2 separate regions of the Homo sapiens genome follow, and region 1 is linked to region 2. The links are chromatin contacts, found by Hi-C or POLR2A ChIA-PET in ENCODE. All regions are on one chromosome and are shown on one strand. Each heading gives the region's core, a stretch centred on a gene start or an enhancer-like site at or near the end of the contact. The rest is flanking DNA. Distances are from core to core; before and after follow the strand shown. Region 1 overlaps IL12RB2 (interleukin 12 receptor subunit beta 2). Region 2 has its middle 140 kb from the start of SGIP1.

Region 1 (6,463 bases), core at 2,291-4,790, 940 kb before region 2:
TCTGAGAAAGCTAATGGTTTCTCTGCGATACTTCCATCCCCCATCAGTTGGGCCTTCTTTTTGTTCTATCCTCTCCTTCATTACTTCCTTTTCCTGCCTTTCTTGCTCTACTTTCTTTTTTGTTTTTTTCTAAACATTCACTTCTTTTCTTTTCTCTCCTTTGCAGTAGTATTTACCTTTGCAGTGAGGACTTAGAGGTAAGCAACACTTATGTAAAACATTTTGAAAATGCTCTTAATTCTCCAGGAATATGAAGAGTGGCCCAGGAATCAAACCTGGGACTTCTATCTGCTAGCTTAGATGCAAAAAGAAAAAAAGCACAGGCAACAAAGGAAAGGGGATATGACGTTCACTAACCACCTACTGTCAGGTGGTGTCCGGACACTATATACATCATCTCGTTTAACCCTCACACAACGCAAGGGTGCATATGATTACATCTGCTTTACAGCTGAGGACAAGGAGGCTGGCAAAAGTTAAATGATTTACAAAAGACCTGGGTCTGGTAAATGGCAAAGCTGAGGACTGGACCCAGGTCTTGCTTTCCCCGAAGACCCTGCTTTTCCCATTACAGTTCACTACATTGACCAAGACCTGACTACTCCACAAACTAGATAATCCAGACATTTGTAAAATCAGGGTTTGGAAACCCGGGTGTGCTCAGTGTCAAAGCCAGTTGACTTGTACCACAGCAGTACATGTCTTCAGTTAATTACATATTGGTAAGAAATCTAAAGGGGACACTCACTGACTCATTAAAAATCCACAACCTAACAGATTATTACAGAGCTAAGAATCAAATTCTAGAATTATATTCTTTTCACAAGGTAAATTGCAAGTAAACTGAAATGTTAATGGTGCCTACCTGCAATGTATACCTTCATGGGAGAGAAATCATTAGTTGAATCTGCATGAGTCTCTAAAAAGTGTAACATTTCATGACCAGGGGTGTAAAATCACTGCTGCTTAAAGCAACACAAGGGCTAATAGGGAGGAGAATCTTTGACATTCAACTGTCACAGAGTCACTAAAAGTTCTAACCTCAATGTTATCTAGCCAAATACAGATAAAACTATTATAGGCACATGAGAAAAAAAAAGCCAAAGGCCAGTATGTTCAAGTGATTTCAAAAGAAATGGGTACAAATGACTAAGCATACAAATATGAGAAATGGAAGTCAGATGAAAATACTTTGTCTGTAAAGGAAAAAACTGTAGGGTTAAAGTGGAAGAAGCCACCAATATGAAAAAGAGATGACCTTGCCTCAGACTTCACCGAGCAAAAGGAAGAAATCAGATGGAAATTCCCTTCTTTTTCCACCATGAAAACGTTCAAACTCCCCCAACCAATTCCCTAACACAGCACTGTTAATGATGTCCCAGTGGATGAATCATCCCTACTTCCATCACGGTCCAACTCTTTAGCTAGAGTTCTGGACCCCGCTCCCTCTTGCTTTATCAAAGACATCTCTCCAGTCATTATCCCCACCTTCCCTGTGTCATTAATTTCTCCTTCTCTGCTGGACTCTTTTCATCCCCTTGCAGATACACTGTATTATCTCAGATCCTAAAAACAAAAACAACAAAAGATTGATATCTCTGCTCTTCTTCATATAACTTCTTGAAAAGAGTTCTGAATTATCATTCCTTCCTTCCAAGATAGGTGCTGAGCTTAGAGGAGAACAAGTGAAGGAGAGAAGGGTTTAGGGACTGTTACTGAATCTTAAACATAACACTTTCCTGTTAGTGAAAGTGTCTGATATAAATCTCTTTAGAAGAGAAAAGAATCATTCTCAAGCCTCAAGCAAAAAGACACAAATATGATGCTTTCGAGTATAGCTAGCTTAGGGGTCAGCAAACTACGGCCCATGGGCCAAATCTGGCCCTCTGCCTGTTTTAATACATCCTGTAAGAAAATGGTTTTGATAATGGTTGAAAAGAAATCAAAAGAAGAATCCGGCCGGGCGCGGTGGCTCATGCCTGTAATCCCAGAACTTTGGGAGGCTGAGGCAGACAGATCCCAAGGTCAGGAGATCGAGACCATCCTGGCTAACACGGTGAAACCCTGTCTCTACTAAAAATACAAAAAATTAGCCGGGCGTGGTGGCGGGGTGCCTGTAGTCCCAGCTACTCGGGAGGCTGAGGTAGGAGAATGGCGTGAACCCGGGAGGCGGAGCTTGCAGTGAGCCGAGATCGCACCACTGCACTCCAGCATGGGTGACAGAGCCAGACTCCGTCTCAAAACAAACAAAAGAAGAATCCTTTTTAGTGACATGTGAAGATTACATAAAATTCCAATTTCAGCATACATAAATAAAGTTTTGTTGGAACACAGCCATGCCTGTTTGTTTAGGTATTGTCAATGGCAGCTTGCATGTGACAATAGCACATTTAGCAGTTGCGACAGATCGTATGATCCGCAAAGCTGAAAATATTACTATCTGGACCTGTAGAGAAAATGTTTGCCAATCCACCAAGCTTGACTGTTATCAAATGTTTGCTATCCAAAATAATCTCTAGTATTTAATTGTTCACACCTATCTTATCTTGGCAATATTTTTAAATTACAAATGAGTGCATGAATTTCCTAGCTTCTCAATGTGGGAAGAGGTGGCTGCAGCTGGTAACTCTTCATTTTCTCCCCCTTTAGGGATTATTCACCCCTCACCCTTGCTGTCACCATGATGGGGGAAGGTTTCTCCTTTACCACTCTGCCCCTCCAAAGTACGAATGAACATGCAACGATTCCTTTGTTAGCTGTAATAGAGTTGAGCAAGATCACAAACTGCAAATAAGACTTTTTAAAATGGCGGATTAACAGACAGAGACATATTGGTAACATAGCTCTAAGGAATAGCTGATTAATCAGTATTTTGGCATCTCTTCCTGGGTGTTCTAAGTGGTGAGAGATCACCTTCCCTCAATACCTGTGCATGTTCTCAGGCATGTCTGGACACCTTGAGCTCAAATTCAAGAATGTTTTCCCACTACAAGGAAAATGTGGCTGCTCTCTTCCCAGTGTCACTATCAGGCCTGCCTTTGATGGATGCTGATTTCAAGACTGTTCTCTTAAACACAGCAAAGTAGTTTCTTTCCTCCTATCCCTTACTTTTCGGTCATTTAAAAAGTGTTTTTCAGTGATAGGAGCTGAATTTAATGACATAGTAAAGGGCCCTATGGAGTAAAGGAAGCCCTAACCCACTGTTCAAATGATATAAACAACTACACCAATCCACCCGGAGATGTTACATTTCTCTCAATTTTGAGAAGCAAAGGCTGCAAAAAGGCTGACTCTGTTGTAGAGTCATTCACAGTTTTAGAGAGTACCTAAAAAAAAAAAAAAAAAAGCTTACTATTAATTTTTTTTAAATGCCAAGTTACATATGAGTACACATTGAAAGGGTTAAAAGGAAGACGTGTTAAAAAAAATTCACACCTTTTACGTTTACATCAGTTGGTGTTTCATAAAGAAACTGATGACAGAAACAGCGGGTAAGGGGTGAAAACCAAGCAGCCTAGAGTAAGAGAAAAAAGACCTACAACAACCCACAGAAAAATCAAACATAGAAAAGGGAGATTCAGAGACAGAAAGGAAGCCAACAGAGCTTGGTAAAGGTGGTGTATCTCAGAGTATGGGTTTCTCTCTTTATGAATACCTTCAGTGACTGAATAAGCCAGCTTCCTAGGTTCAATTCATAATCATCCATGAGTTCATAACCATAATGAGTTGCTATACTCATTGTTATGATGGTGGTTTATTTTATAGGAAATAAGAAAGTTACTGTGCTGCCTTGAAGGAATTTTAATTCAAAAGACAAACACTTTTTAAAAAAGAAAAGAAAAACCTTTTCACACATCTCTAACTAGGTCATTATCATATGTGAGTAAGAATGACAAGAATTCACAAGCCCAGAGTTTCCCTAGTTTATAGTTTAGCTTAATGTGATATAACTTAAATATTTTTCAGACTACTTACTACCTTGAACTTGGATATAAAATATAGCCCATTTTCAGAAGTTTTATCTGTACCACATATATAAACAAAATCTAATTCATGAGATAGTCTTTAAAAAAATTACTTTGACTATATATAATAAAACGATATTATGAGTAAGCTCTGGATTATAAAAGTAACAACCAGAGGGCAAGTGGTTCAACATTAAGAGATTTTATTATAAAATGAGTGGTAATAAATTATCATTTGTTGGATAAATTCACTTTTAGACAATTTTTAAAATATATTCTGTAATCCCAGCACTTTGGGAGGCCGAGGCAGGTGGATCACCTGAGGTCAAGAGTTCGAGACCAGCCTGGCCAACATGGTGAAACCTGTCTCTACTGAAAATAACAAAAATTAGCCGGGCATGGTGGCGCATGCATGTAATCCCTGCTACTTGGGAGGCTGAGGCAGGAGAATCACTGGAACACAGGAGGCAGAGGTTGCACTGAGCTGAGATTGTGCCACTGCACTCCAGCCTGGGTGACAGAGCAAGACTCTGTCTCAAAAAAAAAAAAAAATGCAATTAATACAAGAAGTAAGGAAGAATATAAGATTATTCTATGAATCATATATTAGGTATTATATTCTGCTAAAGGCCCTTCCGTTCCTTGAATGTCATTGATGTATGATTGCTAAGGATCATCAGTTATCAAAAGCCATTAGTAGCTCACAGAAAATAAATGCAACTTAATTATGAGGCTAGTTTACATGCACACATATCCATAAATTTCACAAATAAGAATTTAGATTTTGCACGTTAATGTTACAAAAGCTCCAGATAATGAACAATGGATTATATGCCAAAAAGTTTTTCTCTGAGTCAAATTTATATAAATTATGAAAGACTCTCTACTATATCACTAAATGAGTGCATTTATTTATTTATTTATTTATTTATGAGATGCAGTCTCGATCTGTTGCCCAGGCTGGATTGCAGTGGCACAATCTTGGCTCATTGCAACCTTTGCCTCCTGGGTTCAAGTGATTCTCCTGCCTTAGCCTCCCGAATGGCTGGGATTACAGGCACGCACCACGATGCTTGGCTAATTTCTTGTCTTTTTGGTAGAGATGGGATTTCACCATGCTGGCCAGGCTGGTCTCGAACTCCTGACCTCGTGATCTGCCCACCTCAGCCTCCCAATGTGCTGGGATTACAGGCCTGAGCGACCATGCCGGCCTAAATGAGTGCTTTTAAAAACTAATATTCAGATGGCTATTTCTTGTGTCTCCAAAGATTTAATATTGGCATAAAGTTTACATAGGCATTTTTGCTTCAATAAAATATTTTCTTATACTTCAATAACATTCCCTTCCCAATAATTACTAAAAAAGAAAAATTCATCAGACTGAAAAACACATTTGATATCCTTTTCATAGTTATGGGTGGCCAGGTGGTTCTCATTTGTGCAGTAAATATCAAAGGCTTGAAGTACAGTGTTATAATATTTGGACAAGAGAGGATTGCTGGATGCTAAATTTTATTTTGAAATATGTGTCTCCAGAGCCTACTTTCTTTCAAGCTTTCCATATGGCTTATTGAGCCACATTACTTTTCATAGAATCAAAAATATAAAACATATGAAGCTTTAACAAGAAATGAGATTAATTACTGGTTATAGCTCTGTGAAATAAGTTACTGAGATAGTAAGAGAGATAAGTTATAACCAAGCATTATAACCAACATGACTGATAGCAAACAGGAGTAGAACTTACCCAATGTTAAAAATTTCCTTGCAACACAAACATATTTCCTTGAACAGTTTCAGCACTTAAGTTAATATAAAAATTAACTTGTTAACTAATGCAGTCATGCTTTTTGATTCAGCACCAGTAGTTTAAAGATTCTATTCCAAGGAAATCATTACATCTTCCCCCCTCTCTCCCCTTTATTGCTCCCCGATAGGTATGTATATTTTGGACATATACCTTCTTCTGGTGTTTGTGCTCTCAATGATTCACTCCAATCACTCCAACTTCCCTTATAAAGATGTAGCTTAGAGGAAATCTGAAATTCATATTCTGTAAATGGTTTCAGATCCAGCAAATCATGTCTTCCTTTGGCCTTTGTAACATTAACCTTGAAACAGACATTTTTTTAAAGTGCCTATTAATACTAGATTGCTAATTTAAGGAATTTTAACATAAAATGAAAAAAAAAAAACCCAGGCTATTTGATCTTATTTGTTTTTCAGACCTACCATTAAATGAGAAGAAATATCAGTGACTGTCTTACCGAATAGATATGATATTAATCTGAAATGATAGCATCTCATTAAAAATAAAACAAAATCTCTGGGTACTAAGAACCCATCTATGTAGGTTCTCGAGGGGAATCCTGAAACCAGCTGAAAAATAAGATTGAAAACTACAAAGTTTCTACACTAGAGATTATTTTTTATTTGATTACAATTAGGATGTGATGAATGTTTTAACACAAACATAGCACTGGCTTTTTTTTTTTTTA
Region 2 (6,046 bases), core at 1,877-4,376:
TTTGCCATTAATGAATTTGTGTAAGGTAGTTACAAACTACAATTATGCCTGTCTTATCATTGCAACCACATTTTTGCAATTACCCAGCTATCAAATCTCTCCCTAAAATCAGAATACATTATTTTTAGTATGTTCCTGTTCAGGCTACTCTAGTAACCCTAACAGACAAATGCTAGCTCCTGGTGAAGACTACTTTCATGACTAACTGTTTAGAAATACACTTTAGTGTTTTGCCAAAATTAATGGCACAGTTTTATCATTTCTGAAATTCAGCTTTTTTTGTAAAGGAGAAACTATTTCTAGTCTTCTATAATTTTACTCCATACTCTTCAAAGATTATAAAAATTGGCTCCCTCATCACACCTGCAAACTTTCTTAAAATTTTTTTTTTTTTGAGACAAAGTCTCGCTCTGTCACCCAGGCTGGAGTGCAGTGGTGCGATCTCGGCTCAGCGCAACCTCTGCCTCCCAGGTTCAAGCAATTCTTCTGCCTCAGCCTCCCATGTAGCTGGGACTACAAGCATGAGCAACCACACTCAGCCATTTTTTGTATTATTTGTAGAGACAGGGTTTCACTATATTGGCCAGGCTGGTCTCAAGCTCCTGACCTCGTGATCCGCCCATCTTGGCCTCCCAAAGTGCTGGGATTACAGATGGGAGCCACTGCCCCCAGCCAACTTTCTTAATTTTATGTGATATAATTTATTTGCAGCCTCAAGATTAAAGACTCTTAATGCTCTTTCCCTATTTCTTACCTATTTCAGGTTATAGTGATATATCAGTTATTCATTCAATCATTCATTCAATAAATGCTTGTTGAATATCAACTTTGTACCTGGCACTATGCCTGAAAAAGTTAAAACCCGGGAGTTATCTGAGACTCTGTTCACTAACACCTCTCTCTGATGAAATCCTCTTCACAAATCCTCTTAATCTTCAGCATCCCAACTGTCTCATCTCCTCAATGTGTGCAAGTCATCTAATGGTTTTCTAACAATTTCCTTTTTGCAGCTTAAAAATTTGGATGGACAGCTTACAAATTTGCTCAAGTGTCCAACATCTAGTATGTCTGTCTTTTGGTGCCACAGTTTAATAATCTCTTATACTACCGGGGTAAATGGGTAACTCATTTACCAAACCTGGTGAATGAATGCATGCAGAGCATACACCTGCCCTCTTGGTTGTTTTTGTAAAGGTCTATTGTGTAGCACTCATACTTAAAGATAACTTATGTTGAGAAAAGTTGAAATAAGTTGTCCTTTCTGTTTTTTCCTTCCCACTTACCCTAAGGTAGTTTCAACTTTAAATATTCTGCAATTATACTTCCAAATTCTCTTTATACATTAAGAAAGTTTATTATTATGAAGTCCATCATGTGCCTAATTGTTAAACATTTCAACTCCAATAATCCTCATAAAGTCCCTTGAAGATGGGTACTTCTATGTCTATTTTACAGCTTGGGAAGCTGAGATTCTGAGTTACTAAGTAAACTGCCCAAGTTCCAGCAGATACCAAGTGGCACAGCTGTGATTCAGACCTGGGGCAGTCTTATGACAGAGCCCCTTTGCTTTATGCAGCCACAGTTAGAACACCCAGCTTCAGTCTATTCCAGGTTTACATTGTTTGGTTTTGTTTTTTGAGACAGAGTCTCTCTGTCGCCCAGGCTGGAGTGCAGTGGCACGATCTCGGCTCACTGCAAACTCCACCTCCTGGGTTCAAGAATTCTTATGCCTCAGCCTCCCGAGTAGTTGGGACTATAGGCATGCGCCACCACACCTGGCTAATTTTTGTATTTTTTGTAAAGACAGGGTTTCACCATGTTGGCCAGGCTGGTCTCAAACTCCTGGCCTCAAGCAATCTGCCCCCCTCAGCCTCCCAAAGGGCTGGGATTATAGGCATGAGCCACTGTGCCTGGACAGGCCTATATTGTTAATGGATAATAGTATTCATTCCTACTGGATCCAGATATACCCACTGAGTCTCAACACATTATTCCCATAGCCATTAATTATCCTCAGAATTGGATGTAAGTTGAAGGCTGTTTGTCATACCTTCACAATATGATGGATACTAACCATATGTTAGTATATAATACAATGATATGATGTTGTGTTAATCATAACCTAAACAGATTACTTGCAATTTTACAGCCCTTGTAAAAAAATCTTAATTTTTTTTATCTGAATCCCTCCCCATCCTTTTAGAACAAAGACCGATTCTATATGATAACCAGTGTTCTGCATACTCTGGCCCCTTCCTGCCTTTCCAACCTCATCTTGAACTTCTTTAACCCATTTTTTCTGTGGTCTAGACACAGAGAGAATCTTTCAGTTCCTCAAATAGTCTATGCTCCTTCTGCCATAAAGCCTTTGCTCATGCTTTTCTTTCTGTCTGTGATATTTATCCTTTCCTTCTCTTCTTCCTTTAGACTTTTGCATGCTGTCTCTTGGGCCCTTGGCTAGATCAGACCAGACTACCATCTACCCCTTTAAATTCCATCCAGCTGTCTTTAATGGTGCTTATCATCATTAGTGAACATGCCATTCAGTGTGTCATTATTTAATCTTTGTGTCACTCCTCCATTAACCTTCTAACCCTCAGATCCAGCACATAGTAGGAAGACAATAAACAACAAATACAGATGAATGTCTTCAAATTCTGAATCAATTACAGGAGGCTCCTGAAATACCAGGTTCCTCTGTGCTTTGTGCATTTTAATTTTCAGTATTAATCACAATTAAATGTACAGAAGACTAGGTCAGGAAATAACTTATTTGTAAAATAAGGCAACGTTAGTAAGATGGCAGCCCTTCCCTCCCTGGTGGTCCTCTAGTCACATATATGTGTTTTCCAGCACATGCTTTCTTGTTGGGCTGCTTCGTTTCCATCCAGTGGCGTCGGACACCACGACAGAGGGAAAGGTAGAAGTGCTAGGGTCAGCCTGGGGTTTGTGTTCCAGCTCGAATACTCTGTAGCTGAGCAACATTAGTCACATTGCACATTATTTCTCAGTTTCCTCATCTGTTAAGTGCTTCACTCATAGGACTGTGGTAACACTCTAAATGAGTTATGAGTCTGAAGCACCCACCCGGCACAGAGTCTGATTTGTTGTCTGAGAATTATTTTCCTTCCCCTAGTGTACACTATATACCTGCTAAAACAACAGTGCATTTCTTAAATCAAGTTATATGATTAAAATAGCTGACACTATGTCATGTACATTGTTCTAAGATTTCCCCCATATTAACCCATTGAAAACTCACAAGAGCCCTGTGAAGCAAATACTGGTAATTTCAGCCTCATTTCATGCATGAGGAACTGAGATTCAGAATGATTAAGTAACTAGCCCACAGTCAGGCCAAAATTTAATCCCAGCTAGTCTGGTATGTTCTTATACTGCAACATGATCCTGTGTCTCAGCTGGAGAATTAGCAAGGAACGATGGGCAATGAAGAGCTGGTTTTGAAAAGAAAAATCTCTCCCAATTCTACTATTATCTGGGTGACCTTGGCCAATTCAATTCTCTCTTCTTTAAAATGGGGATACTATCCCCTGTCTCCCGTGTGGAAGCTGAATGAGATGGCAAATGTAAAACCCTTGTACACATTTGTCATTTGCCTGTGGCTAAGACAATTTCTCTTTCTTCTTATAGAAGTATAACCTTTAAGTTTTCTCACCAACAACCTGGCCAGGGTAACTTTGGCCTTTGGCCAGCTCTAGAGCTTCTCGAACAAAAATTGTTGACATTGAGCCCACACAAAGCTGGAAACTCCCAGAGGGATAACTGTGCAGGCTCTGACCCAGCAAGATTTCCCCTGAATTCTACAGAGTTTCAACACATCTGAAACTCTTAGAGAGTAAAGCCCAAAGCTCCGGAAACAGAGAGCCTGGAAAGGAGAAGAAGGAGCTCTACTCTTTTGAAAGAAGGGGAATCTTGGTGATTAAATTTCACAAATGTGGCTCCAGCCATACCGCCCCTGACCTTAAGAACTGTCATGAATGTCTCTCTAGGAAACACTCCTCACACACACACCACCCCAGCATCATCCAGAGTGACGATTGTTAAAAGAAAAAAAATTATCTGACATTGACGTTTGCATTGTCAGAGGCTCCCTGCTCTATAAAGGAGAAGTGTCTGCCCAAGGTGGCCTTACGGTAGATGTAGAGCCCTGGGGAGGGGCTTTGAGTCTGCAGCATGCTTCAACCCTCATCCACGAAAGGGAGAAAATCATGGCTACCTCCTATGGTTATTGTGAAGAGGAAATGCAATAATAAACGTTCAGAGGCTAGGACAAGGCCTAGCCCTTGGGAAGCACCCAATGAATGGCAGTTATCATTGTGGTTGTGTTGTAACAGCAGCTAGGCCACTTGCCCAAGATCACCCAGCAAAATAAGTAAAGAAATGAGAACTGTAACAAACATCTCATGGACTGGCAGTCCCAGCTCTTTCTGCCATATGAAGCAGCCTCTCCCCTGTGTGTCTAACCGTCAGCTTCTTACTTTGTGTGGTGAAAGGGCTAAACCATATTAGAGAGTGTTGTGGGATAAGCAGTGTAAAAATGCCTCCCGCAACTCTCCACTTCACTCCATCCTATGAGATCCTACACCATTAAAATTACTCCCAGCCCCTTATCCCTCTGGGTTCTCTGGACCCCTGAAAGTCTCCCTGAAGCCTCAGGAACTCCCTGTGGGATAAAGGCACATGTAGATTTTTAAAAATGGTGTTTTACTCCAAATTCTTATGTTTTGCTAGGTAGTGGGTTCCAGGTGTGACATCTCACTGTCAAAGGGATATCTGTGACCCACAATAGTCCCGAGCCCAGGGATGGTGGATCTGGCTGTGTCCTGGCCTGGGTCAGCTTTGCCAGTAAAACAAAGGCCATGTTCCCGGTCCGCGTGAGGCCTGAGGGGATGGGACCCTTGTTCCCGTGGCAGCAGGTGTACAGGGGCAGGTGGCACTAACAGGTTGTGGAGATTTGAGCTGGGGAAGGCAGTCTGGTTGGTGGACAGGCAGGAGTTTGGGGGTAGACAGAATTACTTGTTTGCCTTAAATTAGCTTGGGATATTACATAGGTGATTTTGCTTCTCTGAATTTCAACTTCTCTGCCCGTGAGAGATCTTAATGCCCTTCTTGTGGGGCCCATGGGAGAATTCAGAGGGTAGTTCATGTAAAGTGACCCAATATGTGGCTGTTCACATACCCGTTCCTCTTCTCTTGGAATACAAATACAAATAATGGATCTGGGTCCCCGGAAGATGAAAGAAGAAGATTAAAAAGTTAACAACAATCCTTCAGAATTATTAATGTTCTATGCAATAAATTGTTTTATTGTCTCAATAGCCATATGAAATAGAGACCATTATTATGCCCTTTTGACAGGGAAAGTGGAGAACACTGAGAGTTGGAGAGGATAAATGACTTGCCCATCACTATAGATGTGGCAGAGCTGGGACGTGAACACAGGCCTCTGTCTTCTAAGCTCACTGGCCACCGAAGCATGTCTGTCATCCATGAACAGAGCTGGCTGTGCTCAGTCAAGCAGTTGTTGTCCAGGCCTCCTTTCAGCATTTCTGGAGACTCCCTGCAGCTGATAACTCTTTTGAGCAAAGTTCTGCTGCTTCCTCTTTTGGTATGGCCTTGTTTCATCCTTTTCTTCTGAAACACAGATCCCCTATTAGCTGTCCACTCTGAGCCACATGAGGGGAATATGCAGCTGGGGCAGGGGAGATGGCCCTGGCCAGTTAGATCCTCCTGCACTATGTCCAGGCTGGCCTGAGCCTGGAGCTGGGGCTGTTGGCTGAATTTGGCTGCAGTCCATCAGGGATGTACTTCCATTTATCTGCTGGTCCAGTTTGCCCAATCCCCTATTGGTACATGGCTCCTCCTCTGTCAGGGCCTAGCCCCCGCTGTTCCCACCTGCCACTCCCTTCCATTTCCCACACCCTGCTGTTGACTTCCCATAGTCCTCCCTCGCATAGTCTTCAAGGCCTTTCACAATCCAGCCACATCAGATGTCAATCCTTCCTGCCCCCACACCCTACGTTGC

Evidence for each region. A loop is a pair of places that touch in the nucleus more often than their neighbours do. ChIA-PET counts read pairs that join two places held with the same protein, here RNA polymerase II (POLR2A). Pooled maps may share reads with other maps.
Region 1: a loop to region 2 is called in a map of GM12878, with 4 times the contacts of the local background. The contact joins two enhancer-like sites. A Hi-C loop is called at or near these places in 1 of 168 maps with a recorded cell type or tissue (GM12878), 4 of 37 single-sample maps with no recorded cell type and 6 of 50 pooled maps. POLR2A ChIA-PET finds 5 or more read pairs at or near these places in 1 of 52 experiments (activated CD8-positive, alpha-beta T cell).

What each region holds. Positions count from the first base shown.
Region 1 is chr1:67,330,273-67,336,735 of GRCh38, reverse strand. IL12RB2 (interleukin 12 receptor subunit beta 2) reads right to left here. Exons shown (of 17, transcript NM_001374259.2): 8 at 5,926-6,076. Among named protein-coding and RNA genes, the nearest start is that of IL12RB2, 26 kb to the right of the region's middle. Within about 2 kb of position 3,540, at least 4 of the 41 ENCODE cell types and tissues checked have a DNase peak (open chromatin) inside an H3K27ac peak, as active enhancers do.
Region 2 is chr1:66,393,658-66,399,703 of GRCh38, reverse strand. No RefSeq gene overlaps it. Among named protein-coding and RNA genes, the nearest start is that of SGIP1, 140 kb to the left of the region's middle. RefSeq lists an enhancer at 2,222-2,401. Within about 2 kb of position 3,126, at least 5 of the 41 ENCODE cell types and tissues checked have a DNase peak (open chromatin) inside an H3K27ac peak, as active enhancers do.